Regions from separate parts of the Homo sapiens genome. Here region 2 is linked to region 1. Evidence: read pairs that join two places in POLR2A ChIA-PET (ENCODE). Cell type or tissue: PC-9. All regions are shown on one strand. Links, peaks and the distances in the headings refer to the core of each region. The heading gives the core; the rest is flanking DNA. Region 1 overlaps MAN1C1 (mannosidase alpha class 1C member 1). Region 2 has its middle 1.8 kb from the start of EXTL1.

Evidence for each region. Peaks named below come from ENCODE experiments on the same cell type or tissue, not always from the same donor. Only the 100,000 strongest peaks of a DNase experiment are listed, where the experiment ranks them.
Region 2: POLR2A ChIA-PET joins it to region 1 with 8 read pairs; 1 of 35 experiments calls an interaction of 5 or more read pairs at or near these places.

Annotation. Positions count from the first base shown.
Region 1 is chr1:25,706,761-25,709,668 of GRCh38, forward strand. All of the region lies in intron 2 of MAN1C1 (mannosidase alpha class 1C member 1), which reads left to right. Among named protein-coding and RNA genes, the nearest start is that of MAN1C1, 91 kb to the left of the region's middle. RefSeq lists enhancers at 1-837, 838-1,813, 1,814-2,789. In PC-9, for the core only: no CTCF peak of the experiment used is centred there; DNase peaks (open chromatin) are centred at 1,061 and 1,741; H3K4me3 peaks cover 686 bases; H3K27ac peaks cover 1,956 bases.
Region 2 is chr1:26,018,536-26,021,443 of GRCh38, forward strand. No RefSeq gene overlaps it. Among named protein-coding and RNA genes, the nearest start is that of EXTL1, 1.8 kb to the right of the region's middle. In PC-9, for the core only: no CTCF peak of the experiment used is centred there; a DNase peak (open chromatin) is centred at 1,306.

The sequences.
Region 1 (2,908 bases), core at 242-2,741:
AGACAGGCTTGTGGCCCAGAGGTAAGAGCAGAGCCCTCCTCTCATGACCCTACTAGGCCTGGCTGTTTGTCAGTGGCTCTGTCCTTTGGGGATAATCAGAGTTCCAGCTGCCTGTGCCATGGGGAACAGGGTGTGGCTGGTTCCAGTACACAGGCAGAATAGGGCATACCATCTCCAAGCAGCAGGGGCTGTAGGATTCCCACCTTAGTTGCCTTGCAGGGAATGTCTTGGTCCAGCAGAAGAGACAGAATGGGGAGGGCTTGCCCTCCACTTGGCCCAGTTATCTCTTCCCGATTTATCCATAGATTGAGCTTGATGATCCAGACTCATATTCATTCAACTAATCACATGAGTTATTTCTGCAATTTGGGTCTTCAAATAAGTACACTTGGTTGCTGAATATGTGATCAGCCACAGATTTCTTATTCTTTAAAACTCAGGGAGCGGAAATGCCAACGTATAAAGCCATCAGCACGAGGCAGAGATTTCCAAAGCACTAAAATCACACCATTCAAAGTGCTGGCCCCTGGACTTACCGTCAAGCTGCCACTTGGCCCATCAGTGCTCTGTGCAGAGCCCAGGTAGGGGGGCTTTATCTGTAAAACCCAGGGAGGAAGGCAATCAATACGTAATCTTTTCACATTCTTTTTACTTAACAAGAGAATTGGTTTGCCTCTGAAGTAACTTGATCTGGAGGAGAAAATGCATTTGAGGGCTTTTAAAGGGTGCAGACCAACTGGGAAAGGCTACTTCAGGCCTTGAGGTTGGGAAGGTCAGCTTCTGTTCTGCTCTGAGCTTTGCTGTAACCTTGAACAACTTCGCCTCTTCCTCCTTATCATCAGGGTCCCTGGTACAATGAACCAGCCACTGGACAGGACTTACCATTCATTCATTTGTTCATTCAGTGAGCCACTGTTGAACCGCTACAGAAATCCAAGTAGTGGATTAGGCCCTGGAGATTTCAGAGATAAACCCGACCTGGATCTGCATTTACATTGCTTGTAATTGTCAAATGGAAGACAGCTGCAAACAGTTAAGATGCAGGCGTGGGAAACAAATATTGGGAGTAGAAAGGAAGGGCCTGTAGCCTCTGTTTAGTCACTCTATGAGGAACTGCCTGGGGCAAGGATTGTGGCTTCTGTTCCTATCTGGGGGAGGCTGGGATGGACCCCCAGGATGGACCCTGTCAGAAGTCATGAACTGGCTGTAGGAGAGCAGCTGTTTGCTCCTTTTGTTCCCAGAAAGGGGTCCCAATCCAGATCCCATGAGAAAGTTCATTGGACCTTACACAAGAAAGAATTTGGGGCGAGTCCATAAAGTGAAAGTAAGTTTATTGAGAAAGTAAAGGAATAAAGAATGGCTACTCCATAGGCAGAACAGCAGCCTGGGCTGCTTGACTGAATATACTTACAGTTATTTCTTGACCATATGCTAAACAAGGGATGGATTATTCATGAGTTTTCCAGGGAAGGGGTGGGCAATTCCCTGAACTGAGGGTTCCTCCCTTTTTTAGACCATATATGGTAACTTCCTGATGTTGCCATGGCATTTATAAATAGTCATGGCGCTGGTGGGAGTGCCTTTTAGCATGCTAATATATTATAATTAGTGCCTAATGAGCAATGAGGACAATGGGAGGTCACTTTCATCACCATCTTGGTTTTTGTGGGCTTTGGCCAGCTTCTTTACCATAGCCTGTTTTATCAGCAAGGTCTTTGTGACCTGTATCTTCAGCTACCCCCGCCCATCTCATCCTGTGACTAAGAATGCCTAACCTCCTGGGAATGCAGCCCAGTAGGTCTCAGCTTCATTTTACCCAGTCCCTATTCAAGATGGAGTTGCAGCCAGGCACAGTGGCTCATGCCTGTAATCCCAGCACTTTGGGAGGCCGAGGCAGGCGGATCACCTGAGGTCAGGAGTTTGAGACCAGCCTGGGCAACGTGGAGAAATCCTGTCTCTACTGAAAATACAAAAATTAGTTGGGCAGTTGCTGCGCTCCTGTAATCCCAGCTACTTGGGAGACTGAGGCAGGAGAATCACTTGAACCTGGGAGGTGGAGGTTGCAGTGAGCTGAGATTGCACCACTGCACTCCAGCCTGGGCAACAAGAGCGAAACGCTGTCAAAAGAAGAAAAAAAAAAGCCACTGGCTTGGAAAGTATCTGAGAAAGTCCCTGGTAAATTTCATTCCACTCCAACTGGGGTCTTGGCACTTGCATTTTCCTGAGCCCAGCCCCAGGGACCGCAGGAATCCATACATCTGCAGGGATGAGACACAGCCGATGCCCACCGCCATGCAGAAGCCTAACACCTACTAGGCTGAAAGTCACCCCAGGGCACTAAGCCAGGGAGGGTTGAAGGGGGTGGAAGATCATCAGGGAGAGAGTAGGTTTTCCTATTTGAGAAGTGAAAGGCGGTATAGACGGCTGTCCTCCATGCCTTGGATTGTAGGTGGCATTTACTGCTCAAGGAGAAGGGACACTCAGAGACCTGATGCAGAACACGGAGGAGGCAGTAAGACCGGCTAAGCTAGGTGAGTTTAGGAAAGTCCAGCAGGGCCACCTACTTATTTTGCAGTCATAAAAACAGCAGCTCCAGGCCCTCAATGCTGGCATGTAGTAGGTACTCAATAAATGTCTGCAGAAGCAATGAATGAGTCCTGTCAAAAGTAACAGTACTGAATCAAACCAGTGTTCTGGGAGGCAGGCACGCAGATGTTTCTTGTCCACCCTAACTCTCCAGCTCCAAAGCCCATGCTCTTACCCAGGGCTCTGTGAGCCCTATTCAGTTGTGTTAATCAGATGTGGCTGCATTGCCTCCCCGCCGTCTTGGTTACAGTAAATGTCCTTTAAGTTGCAAGGGCCTGGGGTGGCAGGGGTAGAGGAATGCATGAAGATTCCTCACCAATGC
Region 2 (2,908 bases), core at 264-2,763, 310 kb after region 1:
ATATGAGAACCAGACTTCTGATCTTCTTCCCTAAAACTGTTCCCCTCAGTTTTCCCCATCTCAGTTAATGACAACTCCACCCTGTCTGTGGTGCAGGCCGGACCTCACATCTAATCTATCAGCAAATCTGTCAATTTGCCCTGGCTTAAAATATACCCAGAATCCAACTACTTCTATTCATCCCACCCCTGCCATCCTGGTCCCAGCCACCGCAGTGGCTCACTTGCACTACAGCCTGGCCCAGCAGGGCTCCCTGCTGCTGTCCCTGACCCTACAGCCGGCCTCTTCCCTGCAGCCTGAGTCGTGCTGTGAAAACAAGGTCAGAGCGTACCAATCACGTGGCAGGCACACTCCTGCCTCAGAACCTGTGGCCCGGCTGTTCCTCTTGCCTGGAGCGATTTTCCCCTAGAAATATACTTCTTCACTCACTCCCTCACTTTCTCAGAAATTTACACAAATGCCAGAGTTTTTTTTGTTTTGTTTTGTTTTGTTTTTTGAGGCAGACTCGCTCTGTCACCCAGGCTGGAGTGTAGTGGCGTAATCTCGGCTCACTGCAATCTCCACCTCCCAGCTTCAAGCAATTCTCATGTCTCAACCTCCCAAGTAGCTGGGATTACAGGCGTGCGCCACCACGCCGGGCTAGTTTTTGTATTTTTAGTAGAGATGGGGTCTTGCTTTGTTGGCCAGGCTGGTCTCGAACTCTTGGCCTCAAGTGATCTGCACACTTTGGCCTCCCAAATTGCTGAGATGACAGATGTGAGCCACTGCACCAGGCCACAAATGCCAGCTTTTTTTTTTTTTTGAGATGGAGTTTCGCTCTGTCCCCCAGGCTGGAGTGCAGTGGCACGATCTCGGCTCACTGCAAGCTCTGCCTCCCGGGTTCAGGCCATTCTCCTGCCTCAGCCTCCCGAGTAGCTGGGACTACAGGCGCCTGCAACCACGCCCGGCTAATTTTTTGTATTTTTAGTAGAGACGGGGTTTCACCGTGTTAGCCAGGACGGTCTCAATCTCCTGACCTTGTAATCCGCCTGCCTCAGCCTCCCAAATGCCAGCTTTTTTATGAGGCCTCCCGTATTTCTGTCTAACATTGCAACCCATCCCATCTCCCCAGCAGTTATTGTCAAATAGTATGAGATATTTATTCATTTTGTTTCTTGCCTATTTCCCCTCCCTGGAGGGTAAGTTCCAGGAGGGCAAGATTTTTTCTGCTTTGCTCACTGCCCTTAAGACCTGCCTGGCCCCACAATAGGGGTTCAGTAAATAGCTGTTGAATGAATGAGAGACTTGTGGGGTGACAGACCAGTCAAAAAGCTGTCCCTGCCTCCAGTCCTGCCATTTCCTGTCTGATCCCACACAGACAGCCACAGCGATTTTTCTAAAAACCACATTGCTGTCTTTCAGGTCTTAGGGTAGGTATCACTTCCTCGGAAGCCTTCTCTGGCCCCCTGGGCTAGGCAGCCCCTCTGTGTACTCTCAGGGTCCCCTCCCCTCATTCTGTAATTGCCTGCAATTGCCTAGTTCTATAATTGTCTTCTCCAGGACAGCGAGCTCTGGAGGGTGGGGACGCGTCTGTCTCCCTCCCTGTTGGGAGCTGGAATGGTGCAGCGGATATAGGAGCACACTACCTGGGTCCAAGTCCTGGCTAAGCCGTGAGAATTCAGGCAAATTACTTAAGCTCCCTCGGCCTCAGTTTTCCCAACTGTAAAATGTGGATCATCACAGTTTCTCCCTCCTAGGGTTGGGGAAAGGATGAAACAAGCTGATACAAAAGAGGGATGCTTGGCACGCTGTAAGTGCAATACGAGTGTCAGCTATGATTACTCTTACTCAGGGTTGTGTTCCTGGCCTAGCTCAGAACCTGGCCCATATTCAACACTCATAAGTGTTTGTTAGATGAATGGATGACTGTGTATGGGGATAGAGGGATGAAGGAATGACATGAGGACCTAGACGGGGGCTCTAACCCAGCCTGCGGAGCATTGGAGAAGCTTCTTGTGGGGAGGGAGCTTTCAGCTGACTCCTGCAGGATGAGGAGTTGGCTGGGCACAGTGAAAGGGGGGGCGTGCGAAGCAGCCAGTGGCCTTTGTGGATGCCTCTCAGTGTGGGAGGACTGAGTTATGCAGGAACTGCAGTTCATCACCGAGTGGCTGAGCCATTAGTGCCAAGAGGCAAGTGTCCCCTTTGTGGGCCATTTTTAGGACTCTCACACTGGCTGCTCACTGAGGGCAAAACATCCCACGGTGGCTCCCTGGTCTGATCAGCAGCCCTCCAAGATCAAGGGGAGGCACGCAGGGGAAAGGAGGCCACCACTTGTTGAGGGACCTCAGGGGACAGGCCTGCGTCAACCTGGCAACCCATTCCTGGCTGACATTATGCCCATCCCAGAGATAAGGGGACAGAGGCCCAACACCCCCGAGGCAGTCAGGGGAAGAGGCAGAACCCACTCAAGTCTGTCCACTCCCTGTGCCTTCCCTCATCAGCCCAGAACTCCTCATGGCCAGAGTGTGTCTCCCCCGTCACCCCAGAGATTCCTCAGTGGCTGACATCACCCACTCCTGACTCCCCTCACAGGGCACTGACCGGGGAAATCCCTCCATGGGGCCTGGACTATGGAAGAGTCAAGTGCAGGAAGAACTTTCCATAAGGACTGGAGCAAAAGGCTGGGAATTGGAGGAGATTGGGGGTGGGGCTGCTGAAGGAGGAGAGACCAATCCTGGGGACAGTTGGGGGCACCTTACCCAATTCCTCCACCCCCGCCCCTTAACTCCTCACTTGTCTCACCTGTTGACCTTCTCATGTGCCGATTCAGAGATTCCTCACACTCAGGCTCTGACCTCCACTGACTCTGATGGCCCACAGCAGGTGCAGGGTCTAGTTTTTCTCCAGCCACAGGGCCCACAGCTGGGGT